2 separate regions of the Homo sapiens genome follow, and region 2 is linked to region 1. The links are chromatin loops, found by intact Hi-C in ENCODE. Cell type or tissue: Panc1. All regions are shown on one strand. Each heading gives the region's core, and the rest is flanking DNA. Links, peaks and the distances in the headings are about the cores only.

Region 1 (8,071 bases), core at 1,450-6,449:
AGCCAAGGACTGCACTCTGTAGCAGGAAAAAGATGTTCTGTCTTTAAGCACTACATTGTTAATTAATATCTTGGACTAAGCATTCCAGAAAAACTTCTTATTTTGGAAACGTTTAAGCATACAAAACTAGAGGAAACAGAATACCGAGTTCCCTATGTACCCATTGCCCAGCTTCAACAATTATCAACTCAAGGCCAATCATTTTTTTTTAATCTACACCCTCACCCACTCCTCCCTCTCATAGGCTTCTTTTCATGTAAATCCCAGATATATAATCTGGAGATATTTCATTCAGTTATTTCAACATGTCTCTGAAAGAGAAAAACTGTTTTAAAAATAAAACAACAACAGACACCGAGGCCTATGCGAGGTCTCAGGTAGGGAGGAGGGAGAGGAGCAGAAAAAAATAACCACTGGGTACTAGGCTTAGTACCTGGGTGATAAAACAGTCTGTACAACAAACCCCCATAACACGAGTTTACCTGTATAACAAACCTGCACATGTACCCATGAGCCTAAAATAAAAGTTTAAAAAACAAAAATTTAAAAAACCCCACATTATTGTAGCCTCAAAATTAAAAACAATCCCTTAACATCAAATATCTACTGAATGTTCAAATATTCCTGTTTGATGTGTAAAACTTCTCATATGTTTTCTTTGTTCACCTGAAGATCCAAAAAGATCTCTTCACACATTGCAATTAGTAATTTCTTGTAAGTCACTTTTAACCTGTAGGTTCCTCTCTCCTCCTCATCTTTTTTTCTTACAACTTTTTATAAAGAAACTGAGTGTTTCTCCTATAGCGTGTCCCAGTGTGGCTATTGCTTATTGCACTCCATGCTGTTCTTCTATGCTTTCCCATGTATTTTCTATAAATTGGATGTTAAATCCGGAGCAGTGATTCTCAAAGGTAGCCCACTATAATTATCTGAGGAGCTCTTGAAAACCCTGAAGCCGGCCGGGCACGGTGGCTCACACCTGTAATCCCAGCACTTCAGGAGGCCGAGGCGGGCGGATCACCTGATGTCAGGAGTACGAGACCAGCCTGGCCAACATGGTGGAACCCCAACTCTACTAAAAACACAAAAATTAGCCAGGTGTGTTGCTGGGTGCCTGTAGTCCCAGCTACTCAGGAGGCTGAGGCAGGAGAATCACTTGAACCCGGGAGGCAGAGGTTGCAGTGAGCTGGGATCACGCCTCTGTACTCCAGCCTGGGCAACAGAGTGAGACTGGGTCTCAAAAAAATAAAATTAAATAAATAAATAAATAAATAAATAAATAATTAAATAAATATCCCTGAAGCCCAGGCAAATCCAAGAGCAATTATACCAGAGACTCTGGGGGGAACTGAGACACAGGAATTTTTTAAACTACCTCAGATGATCCCAGTATGCAACCAACATTGAAAACCACTGATCTACAGTTTTGATCATATTTAGGCTCAGTTTTTTCCCCTCTGGCATAGGACGGTTTCTTGTATACCTTACATTGGATATTCAAAATTTCCAAATGGACGGAAGAAAATGTGGAAGTGTCCATCACCTATGACTGACCAGAGAGCCTCTAGAATGGCCCTATTCTTCATCTAGTGGCAAGAGATGATTACCCCCCACTAGACAAGTTCTGAAGAGACGAAGGGAAGAAAAATAAAGCATGTTTAATCATGTCACAAATTGCCCTTGATCAATGAGCCAGTAACACATAAGTGGATAGAAAAATATCTAGAAGGGTCGGCACAAAATTAATATCATGACTACCTCTGGGAAGTGACTGCGTTTGGTGTGGCAGCAGTCGTGTTTGTGTGTGTGTCCATAAGGGGTTTTAGCCTTACCTCTGGCTTGTAAGCTTTAGATTGAGAATAAAATCATGTATTAAGTCAGTGAAAAGAAAGAACAAATGATGGCTTTTTAACAACAAAATTTCGTATTTTCTATTTAAAAAGTACTCATTACAGAAAATTTGAAAAATAGGAGAAGAAAAAAAAGTCATCACCTATAAATTCCTCACTCAAAGATAAGCATCGTTGTGGAATTGGAGTTTATTATGGTAAGTGAAATAAGCCAAGCACAGAAAGAAAAACTGCATGTTCTCATTTTTTTGTGGGAGCTAAAAATTAAAACAATTGAAGTCACAGAGGCAGAGAGTAGAATGGTGGTTACCACAGGCTGGGAAGGGTAGTTGGGTATTGGGGGGAAGTGGACATGGTTAATGGGTATAAAAAATAGTGCCAGGTGTGGTGGCTCACACCTGTAATCCCAGCACTTTGGGAGGCCGAGGCAGGAGGATCACTTGAAGCCAGGAGTTTGAGACCAGCCTGGCCAACGTGGTGAAACCCCTGTCTCTACTAAAAATACAAAAATTAGCTGGGCATGCTGGCATGTGCCTGTCATCCCAGCTACTCAGGATACTAAGGGAGGAGAATCGCTTGAGCCCGGGAGGCAGAGGTTGCAGTGAGCCGGGATCACACCTTTTGCACTCCAGCCTGGGTGACAGAGTGAGGCTGTCTCAAAAAAAAAAAAAAAAGTAATAATGAATAAGACCTAATATTTGATAGCACAACAGGGTGACTATAGTCAAAAATAATGTAATTTTACATTTTAAAATAAAACAGTATAATTGAATTGTTTGTAAGACAAAGGATAAACACTTTAGGTGATGGATGTCCTATTTACCTTCATCTGATTATTACACATTGCATACCTGTATGAAAATATCTCATGTAACCCATAAATATATACACCCCTTATGTATCCACAAAAAATAAAAAAGCTGAAAATAAAACAAAAAAGCCAAAGATAAACATTGTTAGTATTTGGTCTATTTATCTCCAGACTTCATGTTATGTATTTTTAAACTTAACTTATGGACAAAACTCCTTCCCTTGATTTTTTAAACTTCCTCTCTCTGGCCTGGTCGCAGCCACTAGATACCCATATATTAATATTTGTCCTCTAACCAGGGCCGGGCACGGTGGCTCACGCCTGTAATCCCAGCACTTTGGGAGGCCGAGGTGGGCAGATCACCTGAGGTCAGGAGCTGAAGACCAGCCTGGCCAACATGGTGAAACCCCATCTCTACTAAAAAATACAAAAAATCAGTTGGGTGTGGTGGCAGCCGCCTGTAATCCCAGCTACTCAGGAGGCTGAGGCAGGAGAATGGCTTGAACCCAGGAGGCAGAAGTTGCAGGGAGCCGAGATCGTGCCATTGCACTACAGCCTGAGCAACAAGAGCAAAACTCTGTTTCAAAAAAAAAAAAAGAAAAAGAAAACTTTAATAATATTCCATAATACTTGTTTTATTACTATTTTATAATAATCGACATTTATTGCTATGTTATAATAATCGACATTTATCCTTTATCAGTTATAATTCTCACAAAAGCTTGATGATGTGAGTTATTTTATCATTTGCATTTTACAGATGAGGAAACAGGTTTGGAGAAGATAAATACCTTGCCCAAAAATGTAGCATGTCCAATCCTCTTTCCTCAGCTAGAGGCTGGGATGAAGCTGGCCAAGGGAGTGTCTTCTCCCTAAAGTTGCAAGTATTTCAGAATCAGGAGCCCTGCAGAGTCCTGAGTTAAAGAGTGAGCCAAAAGTGATGTTTCAGAGAAGGGCAAGGGCTAAGAAGCTGATCCCAAAGTCCACACAACAGACCCAGAGAATCTGTCAACTACGGAGATGAAAGCAGGGATGATGCATGGAAGGGAGGGAAGTTTCCAGGCTAACACCTGGGGTAGCGGTGTCACTCCTGTCTGTGTTTAGTATGCCCAGAGGGGCCAGGTGTGGGTGGGCAGTCCAGAGCTGAAACCAACCCATTTCCATGCACTGCTTAGTACAGAATGCCAAGTAAAGGCTTCCGTTATTTCTTTGAAACGGTGCTGCCAAGTAATTGTCATAGAACATTTATGGGTCTGTCCTTCCGCCCCTCCCTTCCTGCTTTCCCCTGGAATAGCAAGCAGAGCTGGTTGTAAAGGTCAGTACATTTTCCTGGGTGCTCTGGAGTAAATAAAGCCATTTCCTCCAGCCTACAGTGATGAGCTATTCCTGGTTGGGTAATCTTGACCTCTGACCTATGGATTTGTGCACCTAGGAAAGGATTTACTTTATTTAGTTAAGAGTTTGGAAGAAATGCTTTCTGTGTACTGCATAAGTATCCAATGTCTGTTTCTTATTATGTTTGCTTTACAGTTAACCATGGAAAGAATAAAATCAAATGGAAAAATGTAGCAACACGGCTGTCTACAAAACAGAAAAGAAATCTTAAAGGTATTTTAAGAGGTAAAGATGTTAGTTATTAATTTTTTGTTATATACAGCAGCCAGAAGGCAAAGAACCTTTTAGGATGTTTTCCTTGGTATGGCCAGACAGAGGAGCTATTTTGAATAAGTAGCAGCAGAGGGCACTCTTCCTACGGGTTAGTTTCTATCCTCACTTCTCCAGGGAAAACACTTGTTAAAATGCCTGTGTATATATATATGTTAACAAGTTTATGGCCCTTTAAAAAATAGATGACAGATTAGATAGATGATAAATAGATAGATAGGCAGATAGATAGAAGATAGATGATAGAGATAGAAGATAGATGATAGAGATAGATGATAGATATGATAGATGAGAGATGATAGATGACATAGATAATTGATAATAGATAATTAGATGATTGATATATAGATAGATATATAGATGACAGATAGTTGATATAGATAATTAATAGATGATAATTAGATGGTTTATAGATGGATAGATGTATAGATGATAGTTGATATAGACATAATTGATAGATGATAGATAATTAGATGGTTGATAGATGGATAGATATATAGATGATAGGTGATATAGATAGATAGATAATTGATAGGTAATAGATGATTGATAGATGATAGATATATTGATGATAGTTGATATAGATAGGTAACCGATAGATGATAGATGATTGATAGATGGGTAGATACATAGATGATAGTTGAGATAGATAGATAGATAGATAACTGATAGATGATAGATTACTTTTATGGCTCCTCCCATGTCCATTAAAACTGAAATCGTGTGTGATTATATTTCCTTGAATCATTACCACTTTTTTCTTCCTAAGCATATTAACTTCCTATTTCACCATAGAAACGTTCAATATTTTGCTCAGAAACTCAGGGCTTTTGGGTACTGCCCTCCCATTGTCTAGTTTTTGTGCTTTCTTTTGGGGTCCTCTCTGGAGGTCACAACCATCTTTGGAGCATGCCCAGGAGAGAAGGAGGTGGATCTAGTTCCTCCTGGAATGGCTTTGGTGATGCCCTTTGCTGCGGACAGACTACATTCCGCTCCAACACCCCTTCCTCCTGTTTTTTTTTCTTTGCCTCCCCTCCTCTCCCACATCTCTATTCCTCCCAGCCTTTCTTCACTCCTCTGTATGCCCATCATTCTCCTCCACCTCCAAGGTCACAGGCATCACCATGTAAGCCTCCCATCCCAGAAAACCAGCCTCCAAGATAACCCCATGATCCCCACCTCCTTGTGTGTACGTCCTTGTGTAGGACCCTCCTGCATTCAGCGGGGCTGAGCTGTGTTAGCACTGGGATATATGGCAATGACAAGGCGGCATGTGACTTCCAAAGTTAAGGTCACTTTGCTCTCTCGGATCACTAAGCCAGTTGTCATGTTGTGAGGAGGCTCAAGTTGTCCTGTGGTGGGTCCCTGTGACAAGGAACTGAGCTCTCCTGCTGACAGCCAGCAGTGCCTTCCCAACCATTAGAGTGAGTCACCCTAGAAGCAAATTCTCCAGCTCCAGTGCATCCTTTAGATAACTGCCACTCTGGTCACCATCTTGTCTACGATCTCATGAGAAACCTCAGCCAGAACCACCCAGCTAAGTTGCCTCTGAATTCCTGAGCCACAGAAACTAGGAGATAATAAATGTTTACTGTTTAAGACTCTAAATTTGGAGTAATTTGCTATTCGGCCATAGAAACTAACACTCATTTCATCGTACCTGACACTGCTATCTCCGTGGTTTCATGTCCTTGTGGTTAAAGCTCTCCAAGGGCTCATCGTTAATTTCAGGATAAAATCCAAATCCCTTAACATAGCATAGGTCTTTTACAAACTGCCTCCTGTGTGCCTATGAGCCCCATCCCGCCCACTCTGCCTTTCCTCCCTGCATCACTCCAGCTACTCTGAAACACACTGCACCTTCCTAAATGTGGAAAGGTAAAATTGCCAGACTTTTCATAGGATGCCCAGTGAAATTTGAATTTCAGATAAACAGTGAATAATGTGTGTGGTTATACAATATTTGGGACATACTTTTACTAAAAATATTGCATGACACATACTTATTCTTAAAAGTTGTTCATTATCTGAAATTCACATTTAATAGGGCATCCTGTACTTTCCGTTGCTAAATCTGGCAACCCTACAGATGTGAGCTGTTCACTTTCAGCTCCTGCTCAGCCCCCAGCTGGATCACTACAGCTCCCCCTGACTAGCTCCCTGGCCTGCAAGACTCAGCCCAGACATCAGTGCCCCTAGAAAGCCTAGGCTAACTTCTCTGCACCATACACACCTAGGATGGGTCAGATGTGCCTGCTGCAGGCTCCCGCCCACCTGTCACACCTCTCTCACACCACACACTTTGCAAGTATTTGTTTACCTCTCTCCAGTACTAGACTGAGCTTCTTGAGGTCAGGCACTGTCTTACTCACCACGACGTGGCTTCAGTGCCAAAAACATAGTATAATCACAGTTTACAATTACTGAAGATTTACTCTAAGCTAGTTGCTGTTCTAAGATGTTCTGCATATATCAACTCATTGAATTTTCATATCAAGACAAAGGAGGTACTATTAATATCCCACTTTTACTGGGGAGGAATCTGAGACAGAAATAGGTTTTGCGACTTCTCCAGTGTCATTTGAAAATGGCAGGGAAGTTGGGGTTCAAAGCCAGGAGTCTGACTCCACAGCCCACCCTCTAACAAGCTAGACATATTGCCTCTTTACAGTGTATGATAAGTGCTTGCCAAATGCATGTAAGAACTGACTATCCAGCTAAGTTTCTCCAAACTAGATAACTGTCTTTAAGCAGGGACCTTGCTGCCTGTGCCCCTCCTATCTCTCTCTCCAGTCACCACTACCAACCACAATGCATGGTGCCTTCTTCACAAGCAAACACTGAAGAATTATACTGGTCTGTTCTCCCCTCTTCAAATCCTGACTACAGATTCAGGGTAGCGCCATATACCACACCTCCCTAAAAAAGAATGGTTATAGGCAGGGCACGGTGGCTCACACCTGTAATCCCAGCACTTTAGGAGGCCAAGGCGGGCGGATCACCTGAGGTCAGGAGTTCCAGATCAGCCTGGGCAACATAGGGAAACCCCGTCTCTACTAAAAAATACAAAAAATTATCCAGGCATGGTGGCACGTGCCTGTAATCCCAGCTACTCAGGAGGCTGAGGCAGGAGAATCCCTTGAATCTGGGAGGCAGAGGTTGCAGTGAGCCAAGATCACGCCACTGCACTCCAGCTTGGGTGTCAGAGTGAGACCCCATCTCAAAAACAAAAAAAAAAAAGTGGTTACAGCATGTGCCTTAGAAATATAAGCCAAGGGAGCACTGTGGTTAATACTGTGAGTTCTAGAGTAAAATTCCCTGGGCTTAGATCCCAACTCTACTGCTTATTAGCTGTATGGTTTTGGATGAGGCCCTGAAACTTAGATTCTTCATCTGAGAAACGGAGACGCAGCATCTGGAACATAGCACGTACTCAGTAAATGTCAGCTGTCAGCATTGTCATTGCCAATCCACTCAGCCCCACAGGCAGGTATGTGTGGGCCTGGCACCCCCATGAATTTCTGTGACTTCCTCAGCTCCCTTCCCCTGTGCAAAATTTTCGACAGGGGTTAGAGAGGGTGACCTGCCTCAGTATCCTTTGGAGTTTCAAGGCTGAACCTTAGAGACTGAAATTAAGAAAGTGAAACCAAGGGAGGAAGGCTGCCCCACAGCCCAGGGAGCAGATAGAAAGAAGCATAAGTAGCCCCACTGGCCCTCGCTTTCTCAACTCTACAGAGCTGGGTGG
Region 2 (8,071 bases), core at 1,341-6,340, 330 kb after region 1:
AGGTATAAGCATAACAAGGAACAGCTTCTTTGTCTACTAGGGCCAAGTGGGAAGACAGATGTGCTGCTGTACAAACACTCTCCCATCCTTAAGCCAGACTCCCCATGCTGTTTGGACTCACAGCACCTTTGTCTTCCTTGTCTTTTTGCTGTCTTTTAGAAGAGGGCATGGAAAAGAGTTTCTAGGCTTTTTTGAACGGTTAACTTGAATGGCAATGTATAGGAAAGGTATAAGGTCTCTGAGGTTGGCATAGCAGCGAATCCAGAGCTTTTTTTTTTTTTTTTGAGACAGAGTTTCTATGTCGCCCTGGCTGCTGGACTGCAGTGGCGTGATCTCGGCTCACTGCAACCTCTGCCTCCCAGGTTCAAGCAATTCTCTGCCTCAGTCTCCCGAGTAGCTGGGATTACGGGCACCCACCACCACACCTGGCTAATTTTTATATTTTTAGTAGAGACAGGGTTTCACCGTCTTGTCCAGGCTGGTCTTGAGCTCCCAACCTTGTGATCCACCCGCCTCGGCCTCCCAAAGTGCTGGGATTATAGGCGTGAGCCACCACCGTGCCTGGCCCAGAGCTCTTTTAAACAAGCATTCTGTCTAGCCAGGTGGGCCTTGGAGCTGGAGGCTCAGGCACCAGGATAGCTGTTACTTGCTACAGACTGTAAAGAAGTGTGAATTTCAACTTGTTATTTCCCTACCACAATTCTGAATCAGAATGATCATGACTTTGCTGACAGAAGAAGGTAATGTTCTCTGTACAGGGGGAAAAAACTAGCAGAATATTTTTCCTGAATACCCACTGTGGTTATCTCTGGGAGAAAGGATTATAGGTTTCTTTAGTTCTCTCCTTTTAAAATATTTTCCTTATTTTCAACAACGGACATCAATCATGAAACCCAAAAAAAGCGATAAATGTTATATTTTTCAAAACTTCCACTGTGCCTTAGGTGGAAGATCAGAATCTTTGACATGATGGATAAAGGTCCTCACAATTTGGCCCAACCCAGTTTGCAAGCTCTGGTGTTCTTCAGATCCAATGAATTTTGCTCACCATCGCCCAGCATGCCATGAGCTCTCACAACGCTGTGATGCTCGCTCTGTCTGCCGCACCATCTACCACTCTGCTCTCTACCCTACCCAGCCTTCGGGATTCCTTCTGAGAATTCTTTGTGTCCACACGCCTCACCCCCAACCCAGACTGGATTAGTTTCTCCCTTCTTACTGTTCCTGTAGCACTGCATACAGATAGCTACTCTAGCAGTTATTGACTTATACAATAATGATTGTTAAATGACTGGCTCTTCTATAAACCATCAACTTCTTGAGGACAGGGAATTGACTGAATTTAAATCACCTAAAGATACTACTGTGTGGTAGACTTGCCCTGAATTCTTGTTGAATAGAGCAGGTGTTCATGGTAGATATCCACCAGCAGATTTTAATGGTATTTCTTTATTTATAATGGCATTTAATGCCCTGCATGGAATACTGACACAAGAAAGAAAGGATTCACAGTATCTTACCTTGGTAACTTACCTCAGGATGTTTTCCATGGACCTGTACACCCTCTTGCCAGCCCAGATGGCTGCTCAAATGGTTGAAAATTTGGTTGTCTTGCTGGTTTTTATCAGAGGCTGTACCTAGTATTCTCTGCCCATCTGTACTGTACGCTTTGTGAATCAGCAACCCCTTTCTTCACATTTCTCAGGATATCCTCACTAAGGTCTTGTATGCCATCTGAAATTTCCCTGATGCCATGTCTTCTTACAGGGAATCACCTACGTTTTGTTTGGTTTACATTGAAGACATGTATCTTTGATCATGCCCTAGTTTACTCAGACTGTTCTCCTAAGAAAAAAGTTTAATTTTGGGTTCTCCTTTAGGCTCTAAGAGTCTTCTTCATACTTGAATGTATTAATTATCACTTATTGCTTCTGCTTTAGCTTTAACACACTGGATACTGGCATTCCAGCATATTCCTAAGCTTTAGAGAGCCAAAGGAATCTGTTGTTCTATTTCACATGTACAGTCTTTTATATAAAATATATTGCAATATGTATTGAGTATGTATTTTATATAACATATAATTGCATTTTGTGAAAATTTGAATATGTAAAATTGAAATAGGATATTCTAAAAGTATTAATAAAGCCTCACTCCAATTTTAAAATAAAGTTGACTAGAATGACATAATTTCAAAGCTGGAAGGCTTGAGTTGATTGTAAACTGGGTTGAAGCTGTAGCCACATGGCAGTGCCATTTTGGCCAGTAAAATGCAAATAAATACCTGACTTCCCTTGGCAATGTCCTGTGAACCACGTTGCTTTTCACTGCATAGGAACTTGTACTTGTGGTTTTAGTGTCTGTTTATCTGTTATTTTAACATCTTCTCTTGTTAGAATTGAAAATATTTTTGTAGGCTTAGAATGTCACACTAAGCATTCATGAAATGGTGGTAGTACTTGTGCTGGTGCTAAAACTAGCACATGAAAATAAATATGCTTGGAATAGAATTTAGATATGGAGAAACATGAAGAAGGTCAAATAGCCCCCATGGTACACTGTGCTGTTAATTTAGAAATGAGTGCTCTGTTGCTACTGGAGATGATGCTTAGGAAATAAAGTGGAACATTGAAATAAAAATGCACCATGGTGATGTAGATCTGTGCCTCCTGAGAATGCATTTAATCCTGTGGAGAAATCAGTTTTGAATTTTGCATATATTGAATTATTCAAATTTCAGGAACGCATCCTTTGCATAAAATGCATCCATCTGGTTCTTGGGATTTTTTTCATAATTAAAATTATGATATGCCAGTTTCAAAATCTCCTTTTAAAATACATTGGGACAAAAATTATAGATTAAAGTATGAAACATGAATGGCTTTTATTAATATAGTTCTCACCAATTACTTTAGCTTAATAACTTCAAGCCATTCTTTCCATAAATATTTTTGAAGGTTTCTAGCTTAAATACTGTATATCCAGGGTCATAGGGTCATTTAGGACAAACATTTGGCATCCCAGAATAGAATGTTAAAATTGGAAAAAATCTTAGAGATTATTTTACAAAGGAGGAAACAGATGGTTAGAGAGGGCAGCTAAGGGACTGGCTCACGGTCACAGAACATTTCAAAGTATTTCTAATTGTATTGTCTCAATTTTTCAATATCCTTTCCTCCCTCTTTGTTTCTTTATATGTATTGACCTTTTCCCACCATGATAATAAGCTGAAGTTCAGATATATTGATTGACCCAGAGTAAGAGTGGAAGTATTTGTGTTTCTTAAAAAAAAAAAAAAAAAAAAAAAAAATTCCATGTGAGCTTTTTTACTGCTTTAGATTTTTTGGGTCCAAAATCTTGTAATTAGATTTTTTTCATAATTTCCAAATACCAATAGTATCGTGCTACTATGCATTATACAAATATGGCCAAGAATGGTGGTGCACACCTGTAGTCCCAATGCTTTAGGAGGGCAAGGTGGGAGGATCACCTGAGCCCAGGAGTTCCAGAACAGCCTGGGCAACATAGCGAGACCTCATCTCTACAAAAAATTAAAAATAATTAGCTAGGCATGGTCATCCACACCTGTAGTCCTAGCTACTCGTGGAGCTGAGGCAGGAGGATCACTTGAGCGCAGGAGTTCAAGGCTGCAACTATTATCACACCACTGTACTCTAGCCTAGGTGACAGAGCAAGACCCTGTCTCTTTAAAAAAAAAAAAAGTACATTATACAAATAGCACATCAAATTCTGATGAAAGTGTTCCTCATGGAGTTTTTCTTCTTTTCAAGATAATGCATATGGTAAAACATTGCGGCAACACCATGGCTGGGTAGTTCGAGGGGTTTTTGCGGTAAGTGATCCTTCTTGTCTCCTATTATTAACTGTATTGGGTATGCCAGTGGCTAGGGCTAGAAATCTCTTCTTACCCAGTTATTTATCTAGTCATGATTGTCAGAAACAAAGTTGTGTGTGTGTGTGTGTGTGTGTGTGTATGTGTGGTGTTTTTGTTTGCTTTGTTTTTGAGGATAAGAACAAAATGTTATTTATTTCATTTACGTTTATAGGCCTTTGGTGTGTGGAAATGTCAGCAGTAAAAAGTGTCTGGAATAGCAAAGACTGTTAAAGAAATATGAATAAAAGAGTTGATGCTTTACCCTAGCCAATTCTAATTACTCTAGCCAATTCCAATGACCTTGTGAAGATTTGCCTCATAAGTGGTTGCCTTTCTGATAAGGTAGTAAAAAGCTTAAGTATCCTAGCAGAAGTACGTAGGAAGCAGTGATCCTAAATACTTATCATTGAAGGGAAATGATGCATTCAGGTGATGAAGTCAACCTAATAGCTCCCTCTGCTGCCCATTGTATTCATTCCTTTTAATTCTTAGGTCTTAGTTGATTTTTTTTTCACTAATTGAATTTTGTCCTTGAATATTAACTGTATTGGGTGTGCCAGTGGCTAGGAGGGCTAGAAATCTCTTCTTAGCCAGTTATTTTCATTGTGAAGGTGTTTTGTATTCATGTGTTTTGGCTCTGATTACCCACCACCCTCTTCTTCCCAGCATGTTTAACTAGGAAGAACACAAACCTGAGACTCTTAGTCTCCTGGGGAAGTCACTTAGACTGCTTTATAAAATAGCAGGAGTAGATGGCTCCTTTATGTCAGCAATACACTCTGTGATTCTTCCCATCCAGGAAAAGGTCAGTCTTAGTCAAATCTAGTCATGAAAAGGCAGTCTCATGCAGTTGTATGTCAGGAAACCTCATAGAATGTACTCACATTCTTTGGAAGGTTGGGGAATAAAGTAGCCTTGCAGATGGTATCTTTTACTGATGTAAAGGATGCATCATTTGCCTAAAGAAAGAACTGTTTGGGTCGTGCTTTATTAGGGAGGGCGGTAAAGTGGGAAGAATGTACACTACAACAAATCAGATTCTAATGAAAATGAAATATTTTTTGAAAGCATGGAGATTAAAGCTCCATATCCCATTCACTGTTCACTGGGATAGGTGCTGGACCAAATGAAGCTACAGACTGCTCACCCTTACCTTCAATACACCTTGAATAATCATAATGGCTACCATGTAGCTATTGGACACTTGTTGTGTACCAGGCATTCTTAACAGGTACTTTCATATTCTTTATCTTAATTCTCAGGATTAACTCCCACTATTTTACAAATTCAGAACAATTAATTCCAGTCCCCAAGTACCAGAGTGAGGCTATGTCAGAGCCCAGGTCTAAACTCAGATCTGTTATCTCCAAGGTGCTAGTGCTTACCTCCATTAGAGCTCTCTGCAGTGAAGACACAATCACTGAGAGGCCTCTACTGAGTTCTTAGGCAATGGATGCTCACTGTGGTCATTGATCTCCCTGAATGAATATTGTGATTATTGTGATTGCTAGCTTGTGCCTGACACTTGAGTTGCCCCAAAACAAGTGTGGGGGGAAGGGTTCAGTATAGAATGCAAAATTTAATCCTGAAATATTGATGATCCCAGAGATATTGTCAATAAGAATGCAGCTATAGTAGAAAACTTATCAGCATAAATCTTTTTTTCCTTTACCCTGTACTTTAATGGATGCAAAGCATAAGTCTTTAGGAGGACTTTTTAACTTTATTATACTAATTTAGACTCATAAAAAATTTTAGAAATCATGGTAGAAAGAGAAGAAATTAAAACTGTCCATATTTTCCTTTTTTAACATTTTTGTATTTTACTGTCTTAGCTTTTTAATTTACATATTCTTTTAAATATTGATCTATTTTATATACTTAAATATAATATAGATGTTTATACATGCATATAGTATATGTGTATAATTGTCTTTATTTTGTATACTTACTCTGTATATGTATATACATTTTTTCTACCTTTAGCTTGTATAATTTTATATCCCCCCAACTGAATAGAATCTATCATTATCATTTTTAAATGCCATAAAATAGTCTTTGAAAAAAACACTATTTTTAGTGTCTGTATAATATTTTCCTAGTATGGAGATATCATAATTTATTTGCTCAGTCCTCTGTGTGAGAGACTTAAACTGCTTCTAAGTTTAGAATAAAACAGGTTAGAAATAAAACAGCATCTGTTTATATGCATTTTTGAATAAAATTCTTATTTCTTCAAAATAAATTCCTAGTAGAACTGCTATGTCGAATACTAAGAACTACAACCACAGTTTACAGTTTTGAGCACTTAACATGCACTAGATGTTGTTTTAAGTGCTTGACATACATAAATTTCTAAGTCTCATAATCCTGAGATAGATTCCATTATTTTCCCTGCTTATAGACAGAGAAACCTGAGACACAAAGTGATGAGGTAATATACCCAAGGTTGTAGAGTAAAAACATCTTGAAGGCTTTAAATATTATTGCCAATAAAGGTGCTGGTTTTTAAGAAAATAGATTATGTAATGCATTTGGCAACAGCCTTATCAATAGAGGAGTTAATTCTGTAGCTAGATTGGCCTTTTCACCCTATTACTCTCCAAGTCATGCCTACTTTGGAAGGTTTATAAGTTTTCTAACATGCTAACTTGCAGAGCCAAATTCATGTTAACTAATCTCGGTTGCTGAGGGAAACATTGTTTACATCCAAGGAATTTGACTTATTTATCAGCCAAATAGTGACCTTTTAATCTTTCAGCAGTTATACTCTACTGAGCTGATAGCCATTTCAGGCAAGGTGGCTGCCTCCATCTTGGTCACTAACTAGCCTTCATTTGACCTTTTTGGTTTCCTCTTCAATCAGACTAGACAGTTGAACTCTATTACTGGTTCTCCCCTTTTTTTTCTAGAGTGCTGATGGCTGAGTGTAGAATTCTAGGTTAATAAACATTTTCCCTCCAAATTTTGAAGGCATTCCTCTATTGTCCTCCAGCTTCTACTGTTACTATTGTGAAATCCTATTCTATTATATATAATCTGTTCCTTGTCCCTTTCGAAATGTTTTAGATTGTTTTTCCCCACATTCTGAAATTTCATGATGTGCCCTTTTGGTCTTTATCATTCATTATGCTGAGCACTTGATTAGGTCTTTAAATCTGGAGACTCCTATCCTCCAGTTCTGGGAGATTTTCTTTTGTTATGTTTTTGGATAACTGCCTTCTCTTAATTTTCAGTTTTCCCACTCGCTTGTACTTTGACCATTATCTTAAGTATTTATCATGTGCCAGGCAGTGGGCTAAACACTTCCTACAGATCCCATTAATGCTTAAAATAAGGAAAGTGGTATTAGTCTTCTTCTATAAATAAGGAAACTGAGATTCTAGGAAGTTAAGCACTTTGCATAAATTCCTCAAACTGGTATGTGAAAGATCTGAGATTCAAGTCCAGGTCTGCTTCATCTAAGTCTGTGCTTTAGCCACTGCATGATAATGCCAGTCACTCTCTTACTGCAAAAATGGGGAGGTCTGATTCTCAAAGACTTTCAAAGTATAAGGAAGATCAGGAAAGCAACTGTGGAATGATAATTCAAGATTCTTCAAAAAGCCTCTGCTGAGATCTAGTGACCGCCAGAAAACAGATTTTAGCAAGCTTAGGAAATATTGGCCCGCAAAGGAAGAGAAGGATAAGATGCCTAGGAAATCTGTTAGGCAAGTGGCATAATATGGTGGTGTGGTTGAAAAACACAGAGATGATCCAAGTTCAGATCCTAGCCCTGGCACTCATTAGCTGTATGACGTTTATATATAAAATAGAGATATAAACTGTACAGGGTTCTTATAAAGATCAGCTAGAATAAACTATGTTAAAGCATCAGCGCACAAGCAAACAATAAATGTTAGCTCCCTTCCTTTCTAGAAAGCATTCAAGAGTGCAAAGGAAAGATTATTCTTATGGGGGAAAAATAGAAGATACGCAAAGAAATATATAGAGATGAGATACAAATAAGAGAATGAGATGCCCCAGAAGACAGGCCATGTGGGAATAAAGACCATGATGGCAACATGCATATAGATTCTGAGGATTTGAGGGGAATAGTCTGGATCACACTGTGGATCAGAAGGGAGCTTTTCTCAGACTCTCTCTCTCAGCATTCCCTGATGTGATAGCATTATT

Evidence for each region. A loop is a pair of places that touch in the nucleus more often than their neighbours do. Peaks named below come from ENCODE experiments on the same cell type or tissue, not always from the same donor. Only the 100,000 strongest peaks of a DNase experiment are listed, where the experiment ranks them.
Region 2: it touches region 1 in a loop (5-fold over the local background); 39 of 110 quality-filtered maps call a loop at or near these places.

What each region holds. Positions count from the first base shown.
Region 1 is chr7:29,744,090-29,752,160 of GRCh38, forward strand. No RefSeq gene overlaps it. Among named protein-coding and RNA genes, the nearest start is that of WIPF3, 58 kb to the right of the region's middle. RefSeq lists a silencer at 3,884-4,178. In Panc1, for the core only: CTCF peaks have their summits at 4,392 (motif pointing right) and 4,637; a DNase peak (open chromatin) is centred at 4,422.
Region 2 is chr7:30,070,280-30,078,350 of GRCh38, forward strand. PLEKHA8 (pleckstrin homology domain containing A8) reads left to right here. Exons shown (of 14, transcript NM_001197026.2): 13 at 3,792-3,853. Among named protein-coding and RNA genes, the nearest start is that of PLEKHA8, 46 kb to the left of the region's middle. In Panc1, for the core only: CTCF peaks have their summits at 4,367 (motif pointing left) and 4,567; a DNase peak (open chromatin) is centred at 4,252.